Regions from separate parts of the Homo sapiens genome. Here all the other regions are linked to region 1. Evidence: chromatin contacts called from ENCODE Hi-C or POLR2A ChIA-PET data. All regions are on one chromosome and are shown on one strand. Each heading gives the region's core, a stretch centred on a gene start or an enhancer-like site at or near the end of the contact. The rest is flanking DNA. Distances are from core to core; before and after follow the strand shown. Region 1 has its middle 16 kb from the start of DYNC1H1. Region 2 holds the start of YY1-DT (YY1 divergent transcript). Region 3 overlaps YY1 (YY1 transcription factor). Region 4 has its middle 53 kb from the start of EIF5.

Region 1 (2,833 bases), core at 221-2,720:
GCCAGATCTGAGACGCCCGCAGCCTCTCCCCTATCTCCAACCTGTCTCCCCCGCTAGATCGTGAGCTCTGTGGGAACATTGCCCAGGCTTGTCTTGTTCACCAACGTGCTTCCAGTGCCTGGCACTGTGCTCAACCCCTCCACGCCCTCGCTCAAACTCAATCGATGTTTGATAGAAAGATGAAGAGAGATTTGTTCGGTCAGAGAGAACAGCATGATGACAGAAGGAAGGCGTACAATCAAAAGCTGTGTGCAGGGCCAGGAGCGGTGGCTCACGTACTCCCAGCACTTTGGAAGGCCTAGGCGGGAGGATCACTTGAGCTCAGGAATTCAAGACCACCCTGGGCAACATGGCGAAACCCCGTCTCTACAAAAAATACAAAAACTAGGCCGGGCGCAGTGGCTCGCGCCTGTAATCCCAGCACTTTTAGGAGGCCGAGGCAGTCAGGAGTTCGAGACCAGCCTGGCCAACATGGTGAAACCCCGTTTCTACTAAAAATACAAAAATTAGCCGGGTGTGGTGGCGAGCGCCTATAATCCCAGCTACTCGGGAGGCTGAGGCAGGAAAATCGCTTGAACCTGGGAGGCGGAGGTTGCAGTAAGCCGAGATGGCGCCACTGCACTCCAGCCTGGGCGACAGAGCAAGACTCCGTCTCAAGAAAAAAAAAAAAAGAAAAAAACCACTAGCCGGGCGTGGTGACGCAGGCCTGTAGTCCCAGCTGTTCGGGAGGCTGAGGCAGGAGGGTCGCTTGAGCCCGTGAGCCGAGATCGCGCCACTGCACTCCAGCCTGGGCGACAGAGCGAGACCCTGTCTCAAAAATTAAATAAATAAATAAATAAATAAATAAAGGTGTGTGCAGGTAACAGCAAGTAGTCTTAAAAGAGTAGACCGAGGTGTGTGCAGAGGGCAACAGTTGGGATATTTGCCTCTGTCTAATTAGCACCTTTGGACATTTGCGTCAGGCTCTGTGCTGACAAAGAGCGCACTGACGACCACAGTAGGGCCCTGCCAGTCCTGTGATGGCACCCAGCATTTAAGTGTGACAGAAGCCACCCACAACAAGCTACATACTGCATATAATTTAAGGGGGTCACGGCCCCGGAAGCCCAGCCATGGACCACGGTTTAAGTACCCCTAGTCCAGCTGGAACAATAAACATGAAATGAGTGCCTGGCTTGGAATGCAAGCCAGGCCGTGACAGAAATGAGGAAGGAGCCGATGGTTTCAGAGGCTGTCGCGAGGAGAGGGCCTTAGAGGCAGGCGGGGGACGACAGCGGACCTAAACTTCTGGGCCCAGGAGAAGTTCGTTCTTTCCTCCAGGATACCTGGAGCCGAGTGCAGGATCTCAGCGAGAAATGCCCCAATCTCAAGGGCGGCACCGAGAGGTGACGCAAGCGGCGCGCGAGGTTGCGTCAATGCAGGACCGCCCCGCCTCCGGCCTGTGCATTGTGGGACCTAAGGGCACCTGTCAGACGCCCAATCTCGCGAGTGAGCGAGATTCACGCGGAACGCAGAGGTGAGAACGGGGAAGGCCCTCCTCAGCAGGAGTCCCGCCCCCTGAAGGGCATGGGCCAATCACAATGCCTCTCCTTCCTGGCCGCTGGGATTGGTCCGAGGGTGCACATGACCGGACTGCGGGACATGTGACCGTGCCGATCTAGGTCGTGTGACCCGTCTGGTGTAGTCCTGGAACAAGGGTTTTGCTGCGGAGGGAAACGGCCAGAGACCTCGATCTAAGACCGGGGTTTGGAGACTGGCGGGCCTCGGAACAGCAGAGCTAGCGGACTTCCGGTCTGGCCCTCTGCTCACGGCCGAGGGCAAGGCGGGTTAGGTCACTTGCTGAGGAAAGAGCTCAATATGTCACGTGTTCCTCTCCCAATGACGTGGACCTCAGTTCCCTCTCCAGTGAAGTGGGCACAGTGTTGCCCGAAAAAGGGTGCTCTGGGGCTTGCCTGAGACGGGACGCGTGGAAATGCCCTGCCGAATATGAATGGGGCGATGGCCTCGCGGGACGGAGCAGCCCAGGAAAGCTGACCGTGGGCTGGGTTGTGGAGCGGAGCCCCAGGGCCTCGGCTGACTTAGCGGCCAGTCGTACATAGTGGGTATGCGGCGGGCCCGACGCCAGTCGTTGTGGACCACTGACTTGTAATCTTTACGACCTCAGTGAGGGTCAGAAGTGTCCGCGAGCCCTGTAGGCGAGGAGAGGCCTGGCTGAGGGCGCACAGCCTGGAAGGGGAGAAACTAGAGCTGGACTCTGCTTGACCCACAGACCCTCCGCCAGGTTGCCTTTGCGAGGCAAGAAGCGAAGGTTGGCGAGCCAGCTGGGAGTACCCACCCCCTCCATGCCTGGTGGAGTCACCCAAGCCCCAGCGACACCCCGGCCTGCCCAAGGTACTGGTGACCCTGGAGGCCGGGGCCCTGGCTTCTCAGTCAGGGTCTCCTCCCCATGGCGGCAGAGCTGTCTGGCGTTTTGAGCCCTTTACACCAGGGGCAAGAGGGCTGCAGGCCAGAGCCAGCAAAAGAGAAGAAGCAGAGGGAATGAGAAACCTAGAAGGTGGAACGGGAAGGAGGGAGTGAAATGGGCAAAGGCCTCCAAAAAAAACAACTTCCGCCTCCTAAGTTTAGTGCATTTAACTCTATAAATATCTATTGAACACCTACTGGATGCCAGGCACTTTTCTAGGCACTGGGCAGCTAGCATTAAACAGAAGGCAGAAACCCCTGCCTTCAACAAAATCTATGCTGTGTTGAATAAGTGATACAGGGAAAAGCTAAAGATGGGGAGAGAGGTGGGAAGGGTATAGAGGATGGGAAGAAATTTACAAAAGAGGCA
Region 2 (2,833 bases), core at 186-2,685, 1.7 Mb before region 1:
ATTCATGAAATATTTATGCAGAGTTTATAAGCTATAAAGCCAGAGATGACTTAATTCAACAGATTTGACTTTTCCAAACTGAGTGGGTGCAGTACTCCAAGGGGAATTATTCAGGTTTCAAAGCTCAGATTCAAAGAGAAAACGATCTAATTTGTCACTCCTTACACTAATATTCTCAAAAGTCAAGTCCAATGCGATTTAGCAATAAGAAGGGACTAGGATTTATAAAGTTGCCTTTTAATGAGAATGTATAGTCTACTTGTTTTAACAAGTTGAGCCTAAGATTAATGTATTGCGTACAGTTCAGAAAATCATGGGCCTCAACTGCATGAACACTATTACAAAACAGTAAATGTTGATAATATTTAAGTTGAACAAATTCACAGAGGCGTTAAATCGGCCAAACGAGTACAACAAAGACACACCTTTCCAACTCTTCAATTTGTCATAGTTTCCTTAAAAATCAGGAAATCTTTGTTTTGCTTTAAGGCAAATTGTCAGGTCGACCAAAAGGACAGATAAGAGCAGAAACACTTCGCTGCAATGTAACTCATTCAGGAAGGTTTAACTTGCCGCTAATCCGTGCCACAAAAAAAAATCTAGGCTCTGTTGCAGGTACAATGGAGGACACGGCTGAAAAAATTTGGAATTTTAAATGAGACAAATGCAAAACCTGGTGGGCGTAAAAAGGAGCACCTATGAAAGTGACAAATAGGGGGAAAGGGTGGGCAAGGGAAACAATGGCTGACTGGAGAGCAAAGAAGGGGAAGCTCAGGAGAAAATTTTAGAAAGCCGCCAGGACCCTGTAGTTCTAAGATCTACGGGGAAACAGGCACCCAACGGCTGCGTCTCAGGTTTCCGCGGGTCACTAAAGAATAACGGACATCCTCCCAACGGTGGCCCTGGGGCTCCGCGGGCGCTTCCGCCGAGCTCGCGCCGACCCCGCGCTCGGCCCCGCACCCCGCCGGGCGCTCGCGGCGAGATACCGGACGCTGCCCGCGTCGCCCGATTTTGTCCGTTCGGTCCTCCACACTCACCCCGCGGCCATCGCTCGCCCGAAGCCAGGCGACAAGAACAAACACCTCCCGACGCGAAAAAGGAAGCACAGGCGATTCTCGTCAAAGCAGACTTTATTGGGGCGACAGGGCCGCCCCGCACGCGCCAGCCGCTCCCCGCGCGGCCCCCGGGCCGCCCACCCGCCTCAACCCCGCTCCCGGCCGGCCCCTCCCTCCCTTCTCCTCAGGCTCCCGCCCCCGTGGTGCCCGGGGCCGCGCGGACCGCTCACCGGCTCCCAAGGCAGCGGCTGTAGCGGCGACGCCCCGTTCCCGAGTGCGGCCCCGGCCCGAGGCGGCGGGTTTTGTGGCTGTTGCACCGCGAAGGGCGGCAGCCGCGCGACACCGGGAAGCGGGAGGCGGTGGCGGCGGCGGCGGCGCGCTGACGTCACGCGCCGCGGGCCAGCCAGGGCGCGTGCGAGCCGCCCCGCCCCCGGTCCCATCGGCCCCAATCCGGGAGGAGCCCGGCGAGTGGGCGGGGCCGCGGAGGCCAGCGGACAGATCGATTGGCCGAGAGGAGAATCGAGAGGGCGAACGGGCGAGTGGCAGCGAGGCGGGGCGGGCTGAGGCCAGCGCGGAAGTCTCGCGAGGCCGGGCCCGAGCAGAGTGTGGCGGCGGCGGCGAGATCTGGGCTCGGGTTGAGGAGTTGGTATTTGTGTGGAAGGAGGCGGAGGCGCAGGAGGAAGGGGGAAGCGGAGCGCCGGCCCGGAGGGCGGGAGGAGGCGCGGCCAGGGCGGGCGGTTGCGGCGAGGCGAGGCGAGGCGGGGAGCCGAGACGAGCAGCGGCCGAGCGAGCGCGGGCGCGGGCGCACCGAGGCGAGGGAGGCGGGGAAGCCCCGCCGCCGCCGCGGCGCCCGCCCCTTCCCCCGCCGCCCGCCCCCTCTCCCCCCGCCCGCTCGCCGCCTTCCTCCCTCTGCCTTCCTTCCCCACGGCCGGCCGCCTCCTCGCCCGCCCGCCCGCAGCCGAGGAGCCGAGGCCGCCGCGGCCGTGGCGGCGGAGCCCTCAGCCATGGCCTCGGGCGACACCCTCTACATCGCCACGGACGGCTCGGAGATGCCGGCCGAGATCGTGGAGCTGCACGAGATCGAGGTGGAGACCATCCCGGTGGAGACCATCGAGACCACAGTGGTGGGCGAGGAGGAGGAGGAGGACGACGACGACGAGGACGGCGGCGGTGGCGACCACGGCGGCGGGGGCGGCCACGGGCACGCCGGCCACCACCACCACCACCATCACCACCACCACCACCCGCCCATGATCGCTCTGCAGCCGCTGGTCACCGACGACCCGACCCAGGTGCACCACCACCAGGAGGTGATCCTGGTGCAGACGCGCGAGGAGGTGGTGGGCGGCGACGACTCGGACGGGCTGCGCGCCGAGGACGGCTTCGAGGATCAGATTCTCATCCCGGTGCCCGCGCCGGCCGGCGGCGACGACGACTACATTGAACAAACGCTGGTCACCGTGGCGGCGGCCGGCAAGAGCGGCGGCGGCGGCTCGTCGTCGTCGGGAGGCGGCCGCGTCAAGAAGGGCGGCGGCAAGAAGAGCGGCAAGAAGAGTTACCTCAGCGGCGGGGCCGGCGCGGCGGGCGGCGGCGGCGCCGACCCGGGCAACAAGAAGTGGGAGCAGAAGCAGGTGCAGATCAAGACCCTGGAGGGCGAGTTCTCGGTCACCATGTGGTCCTCAGGTGAGCGCCGGCCGCGCGCCCCGGCCCCGGGATGTTTTTGTTTTGAAGGGAAGCCATGTTTTATGTGTGTGATGGGCGCCGCCATCTTCTTCGCC
Region 3 (2,833 bases), core at 218-2,717, 1.7 Mb before region 1:
AAGGAATAAGTCATAAATGTGATAACATGTGTCTTAAATCTGTATCTTACGAGAATGTACAATAACCACAAAAATTATTTCAAACTTAGACCAACAAAATATGTTTTATTTTAAGGCAAGAAACTGATATTATTTGAAAGTGTGGGAGGGCCGGGCACGGTGGCTCATGCCTGTAATCCCAGCAGTTTGGGAGGCTGAGGTGGGCGGATCACCTGAGATCAGGAGTTAGAGACCAGCCTGGCCAACATGGTGAAACCCCATCTCTGCTAAAAATACAAAAAATAGCTGAGCGTGGTGGTGTGCCCCTGTGATCCCAGCTACTTGGAAGGCTGAGGCAGGAGAATCACTTGAACCAGGGAGGCAGAGGTTGCGGTGAGCCAACATTGCACCACTGCACTCCAACCTGGGGGGGACAGAGCGAGACTCCATCTCAGGAAAAATAAATAAATAAATAAGTGTGGAATGTGGTAATGATCAAGAGTACACTTATTTTCAGCCAGTTTTATTATGGTTTTAAAATTATGTACAGACCATGCAGCCTCTCTTGTCTGTGCTTAGGGCAAACTGCTTTTGCTGTATGCCACTTGGCACTTGATACGTCACTGAGTACAGTTTTCTTTAGACAGAGCTAGTTGTCTCCCTACTTGTGGACATCTCTCTTCAGTCTCCTTTGCAAAGTCTTCCTCATTCTCTTAATATTAGAATTGTTCAGGTTTTGATTATAATCCTTCTCCTCTCTGACTGTATTCTTTTTCAGTAGATAATCTTACAATGTCTTTCTGGGGCTTTCAATGCAGTCTGAGTCAGGCATGGTATTGTGGGCCTGTAGTCCCACCTACTTGGGAGGTTGCAGCAGGAGGGTCACTTGAGTCCAGGAGTTTGAGGCTGCAATGAGCTATGATCATGCAGACTATGATCACTCTAGTCTGGTCAACAGAGCCAGACCCTGTCACAAAAAAAAAAAAACATCTATATGCCAGTGATTCTCACAGATTACGATATAATTCTCTCTGACCTAGGTTTCTTATCCCCTATACATGCATATTTAGTTGCCTTTTTGAGGTCTGCCCATTAGATTTTGCACAGATACCTCAAACCAAAGAGGAACTCTAAATCTTCTGCACATCATCTCTTTCACACTCTTGTCCTCCATCTCATCAAATGACACCACCATCTTCTAAAAATTAGAAGCAAGAAACTCAGGTGGCATACTTGGCATCCCTGTTCCTCCCCAACCCATCTGATTAATTATCTAGCCATGTTTATTTCTCCATCCATTAACAGATGGACAAAATGGTATGTATGTACAGAATATTATTCAGCCATGAAGAGGAATGGAATGTTGTTATATGTTACAACAGGTGGGTCTTAAAAACATTATGCTTAGTGAAATAAACCAGGCATGGATGGCAAATACTGTATGATTCAACTGGTATGAGGTACCTGAAATAGGCAAATTCATAGAGACAGAAAGTAGAATTGAGGTTAGCAGGTGCTGAGGGGAAGTGAAAGTTCTTGCATAATGGGTATAGAGTTTTTTGCGGGAATGAAGAAAATATTTTGGGTATAGATAGTGGTGATGGTTACACATTCTGAATGTATTAAATGGCACTGAACTGTACACTTACATATGGTTAAAATGAGAAGTATTATGGTAATGTATATTTTACCACAATTTTTTTTTTTTTTACGAAAACCGTGGAAATATAGAGGTTGGATTTGGCCAACTGGCTGTACTAGTTGATTCCTGATATAGGTCATAAAGTCTTGTCAGCGTCTACTTTAGGCTTCTTTCATATATTTTTTTGGTTTCTGATTCTGAATTATTTTAGTGACCATCCTGAGGGTTCTTGATATTCTTCAGTGTTGGTAGTGTATGCCACTTGCACTTGATATGTCGCTAAGTTCTCTTTAGACAGAGCTAGTTGTCTCCCTACCTGTGGATATACCTCTTCAGTCTCCTTTGCAAAGTATTCCTCAGTCTTTCAATATTAGAATTGCTCAGATTTGGGTTCTGAGCCCCACTCAAGAAGTATTTCCTCATTTGACTTCCCTCACTAGACTGTAAGTTCCTTGAGAGCAGATACTTTGTTTCTAGCTTTTATTCCCAGTGCCCAGAACAATGCCAGGCACATAGGAGGCCCTCAATATGTGTAGAACTAATGATAATAATCATTTAGCCTGTGATTCCTTTATGCCATGAGTTCAGTCTTCTGTCTCAGCACACTTGAGACATGCCCTCTGGGGTAGACTGCATGTTTGTGTCTCTCCCAGATTCATGTGTTGAAATCTTAACCCCCAATGTGATGGTATTAGAGGGTAGGTCCTTTGGAAGGTAATTTAGGTCTGAGGGTAGAACCCTAATGCATGGGATTAGTGCCCTATAAAAGAGACTCCAGAGTGCTAGCCCTCTGGTTCTCTCTATGCTATGTGACAAGACAGTGTGAAGATGGCTATCTGCAAACCAGGGAGTAGGTCCTCACCAAGAACACCACCATGCTGGCACCTTGATCTTGGACTTCTAGCTTCCGAACTGTGGGAAATAAATGTTGCCTTAAGCCACCTAATCTATATTTTTGTTGTAGCAGCCCAAATGGATTAAGACACTTTCATCAGTAGCTTATTCAGAGTAGCACTGATTCTCAACATTGCTATCATTCTGTATCAGAAATATAAAACATGGCCCACACCTGTAATCCCAGCACTTTGGTAGGCCAAGGCGGATTGCTTCAGCCCAGGAGTTCGAAACCAGCCTAGGTAACATAGTGAGACCACATCTCTACAAAAAATAAAATTAGCTGGGCATGGTGGTGCCCGTCTGTGGTCCCAGCTA
Region 4 (2,833 bases), core at 242-2,741, 1.3 Mb after region 1:
GTTCAGTGGCGATCTCGGTGATCTCAGCTCACTGCAACCTCCGCCTCCCCGGTTCAAGCGATTATCCTGCCTCAGCCTCCCAAGTAGGTGGGACTACAGGCATGTGCCACCACGCCCGGCTAATTTTTGTATTTTTAGTAGAGACGGGGTTTCACCATGTTGGCCAAGATGGTCTCGATCTCTTGACCTCGTGATCCGCCTGCCTCGGCCTCCCGAAGTGCTGGGATTACAGGCGTGAGCCACGGTGCCTGGCCTATTGGGTGCATCTTAAAGCAGCGATATACAGGATAGTAAATGGAAACGGAAACGACTACTTCTGTATTTTAACTAACAACAGTGATTCATTCTGTTGGCAGTTTTTCTTCTTTAAAAGATGCCTTACTGCTTTAAGCCTGAATGGGCAGAATGTGCTTTCTTCAAATGCAATTTGTGGTATGTTTTTTTGAACTACCTGGTTCTGAGAATTACAGTTTGGATTTGGAGCACTTCGCCGAAGTTTAGATCTTAGTTCCATGAAGTTTCCATCTCATTTTCAGTGATGAATTGAGCAATCACTTTTTCCTTTCTGTGTGGTCCTAAATATAGTTACGACCTACTTAGCACAACCTTGCAATTGGATATGTGTCGCTGGCAAATTAATTTTATACCTAAAGTGAGCCCAGCGCTGGCTGTCAGTTTTGTAATTAACATCTGGTTGACTATGCTATGCACAGGAAAATGGAGCACAAATAAATTGTTTTTAAACTTTGCAATTCTTACCATTTGACTTTGTGAATCATATTTAAAGCACTATGTTCCAAGATTTCTAGATGCTGTCGGATGGCTTTACCATTATTTTTCAGGAGTTTGTTTGTTGTAGAGAAAACTCCAGGAGGTGAGAGGAGAGAAAGCACCCGGTTATGCAGCAGGCATTGCACCTGTGTTATTAGCGGCAGCTGCCTTCATACTTTGCCTGAATTCCTGGAATTTTTAAATAGTGAAATAGGTATGGAAACCTATGAAGAATAGGTCATCTTTTTGTTGATTTTTAGCGCAGCAACCTTTATCCAATTCTTTTTTTTTTTTTTTTTTTTTTTGAGACTTGCTCTGTTGCCTAGGCTGGAGTGCGGTGGCGCAATCTCGGCTCACTGCAACCTCCACCACCCGGATTCAAGCAATTCTCCTGCCTCGGCCTCCTGAGTAGCTGGGATTACAGGTGCCCGCCACCATGCCCAGCTAATTTTTCTATTTTTAGTAGAGACGAGGTTTTCCCGTGTTGGCCAGGCTGGTCTCAAACTCCTGACCTTGGGTGATCCACCTGCCTTGGCCTCCCAAAGTGCTGGGATTACAGGTGTGTGTCACCACGCCCAGCCCTGATAATTGTTTTTAAACGCAGTAAGTTTTATGACATTTTGGTTTGGGTGTTTCTTCGCCTTGGGTTGGATAGCTGTTCTAGGAAAACCAATTACTGCAGCTCACTCCGGCAAGGGAGGTGGGGGGTGCTGATCACATTTCCCTGCCTCAAGGGCAAGTTGTCCTCACCAAGCTGCTCCCTCCCTCTGCTGGAAAGGAAGCAAAACACCAGCTGCTTTCTGCTGTGCTCTGGGCTGTGTGGGGAAGTGCAGGGGCAGCAAATGGAAATCAGCAACATCTTGTTCCCAGTCCTGACACCCCTGGCCAGCAAGACCCTGCTGAGCCATGCTGGACAGGATGGGATGGGCCTCACGCAGATGCCACGGCTCTACCCTGCTCGGCTGCTGGCTTGTGGGAATGCTCCGGGAGAGCTCTGTGGCCTGGTCCCTCTGGATCTCAGCCTCCATCCAGGAAAAAGCACCCCATATTCTCTAAACAAGCCAGCTGCTCCTTTGAACTCCTGACGGCATCACACCCTCCCACTCCCATCCAGTTGCTCAGCGGTGAGCTGGCTGCCAGCTGCTGGACAGGCCGAAGGACAGGGCAGTCACCTTCTGCTCATGTGGGCATCTAAGCCACACCCACCCCTTTCCCCAACTTACACCATCTTTCCCTCTCTCTGTCTCTCTCTGTCTCTCTGCCTTTGTCTCTGTCTCCCCGCCCAGACACCTCCCTGCCTATGGGTGCACGCACACACCAGTGGCAGGCCCTGAAAGTGCTTCCTCATTGAGTCAAGATAGTAGATGGGAAGCCATGCCGGGTGAGAGGGCAGAGAATCGGGCCATCCTCAAAGACATGAAGATGCATTTCTATTTATTCATCTCCCACAGTATAAAAGAGGCTCATGGCAATGAGAGTGGACGGCCATAAACTTAACCAAGTGGTAGCCTCAGTCACAGCCGCTGCAGCAGAGGTGGCATCTACTGGAAGAGGTCCACCCTGGCTGGCGCTTGGCGGACGGCCAACCGAGCTAAAGAATGCAGGCCGGGCGTGGTGGCTCACGCCTGTAATCCCAGCATTTTGGGAGGCCGAGGCGGGCAGATCACCTGAGGTCGGGAGTTTGAGACCAGCCCGACCAACATGGAGAAACCCCATCTTTACTAAAAATACAAAATTAGCCAGGCGTGGTAGCGCATACCTGTAATCCCAGCTACTCGGGAGGCTGAGGCCAGAGAATCGCTTGAACCCAGGAGGTGGAGGTTGTGGTGAGCTGAGATCATAGCGCCATTGCACTCCAGCCTGGGTAACAAGAGCGAAGAGCAAAACTCCGTCTCAAAAAAAAAAAAAAAAAAAAAAGAATGCATCCACTCCCACTGGGGATGGAGGATGGAGGGTGTCTGCATTCACCTAGGACAGACAGACGTGCACATTTTTGGGTTCTCTCTTCCCCTAAACCTCCTGAGGTAATCTGTGAAAATGATTCGCTATTCACTTAACCCGG

The links. Hi-C counts contacts between places; a loop is a spot of excess contacts on that map. ChIA-PET counts read pairs that join two places held with the same protein, here RNA polymerase II (POLR2A). Pooled maps may share reads with other maps.
Region 2: a pooled map shows a loop between it and region 1 (18-fold over the local background). The contact joins the promoter of YY1-DT here to the enhancer-like site in region 1. A Hi-C loop is called at or near these places in 1 of 37 single-sample maps with no recorded cell type and 13 of 50 pooled maps. POLR2A ChIA-PET finds 5 or more read pairs at or near these places in 2 of 52 experiments (GM10248 and WTC11).
Region 3: a loop to region 1 is called in a pooled map, with 4 times the contacts of the local background. The contact joins two enhancer-like sites. A Hi-C loop is called at or near these places in 3 of 50 pooled maps. POLR2A ChIA-PET finds 5 or more read pairs at or near these places in 2 of 52 experiments (GM10248 and WTC11).
Region 4: a map of lower leg skin shows a loop between it and region 1 (22-fold over the local background). The contact joins two enhancer-like sites. A Hi-C loop is called at or near these places in 1 of 168 maps with a recorded cell type or tissue (lower leg skin). POLR2A ChIA-PET finds 5 or more read pairs at or near these places in 1 of 52 experiments (activated T-cell).

What each region holds. Positions count from the first base shown.
Region 1 is chr14:101,946,686-101,949,518 of GRCh38, forward strand. No RefSeq gene overlaps it. Among named protein-coding and RNA genes, the nearest start is that of DYNC1H1, 16 kb to the right of the region's middle. RefSeq lists enhancers at 915-1,576, 1,281-1,400, 1,701-1,890. Within about 2 kb of position 1,471, at least 33 of the 41 ENCODE cell types and tissues checked have a DNase peak (open chromatin) inside an H3K27ac peak, as active enhancers do.
Region 2 is chr14:100,237,186-100,240,018 of GRCh38, forward strand. YY1-DT (YY1 divergent transcript) reads right to left here and starts at 1,436. Exons shown (of 2, transcript NR_189150.1): 1 at 1,286-1,436. YY1 (YY1 transcription factor) reads left to right here and starts at 1,959. Exons shown (of 5, transcript NM_003403.5): 1 at 1,959-2,738. The coding sequence starts at 2,060. RefSeq lists enhancers at 1,021-1,873, 2,711-2,833 and silencers at 1,111-1,710, 1,771-1,850, 2,001-2,070, 2,561-2,610.
Region 3 is chr14:100,255,189-100,258,021 of GRCh38, forward strand. All of the region lies in intron 1 of YY1 (YY1 transcription factor), which reads left to right. Among named protein-coding and RNA genes, the nearest start is that of YY1, 17 kb to the left of the region's middle. Within about 2 kb of position 1,468, at least 2 of the 41 ENCODE cell types and tissues checked have a DNase peak (open chromatin) inside an H3K27ac peak, as active enhancers do.
Region 4 is chr14:103,280,125-103,282,957 of GRCh38, forward strand. It overlaps the pseudogene RPL17P4. Among named protein-coding and RNA genes, the nearest start is that of EIF5, 53 kb to the right of the region's middle. RefSeq lists enhancers at 1,287-2,085, 1,368-1,662, 2,086-2,833. Within about 2 kb of position 1,492, at least 5 of the 41 ENCODE cell types and tissues checked have a DNase peak (open chromatin) inside an H3K27ac peak, as active enhancers do.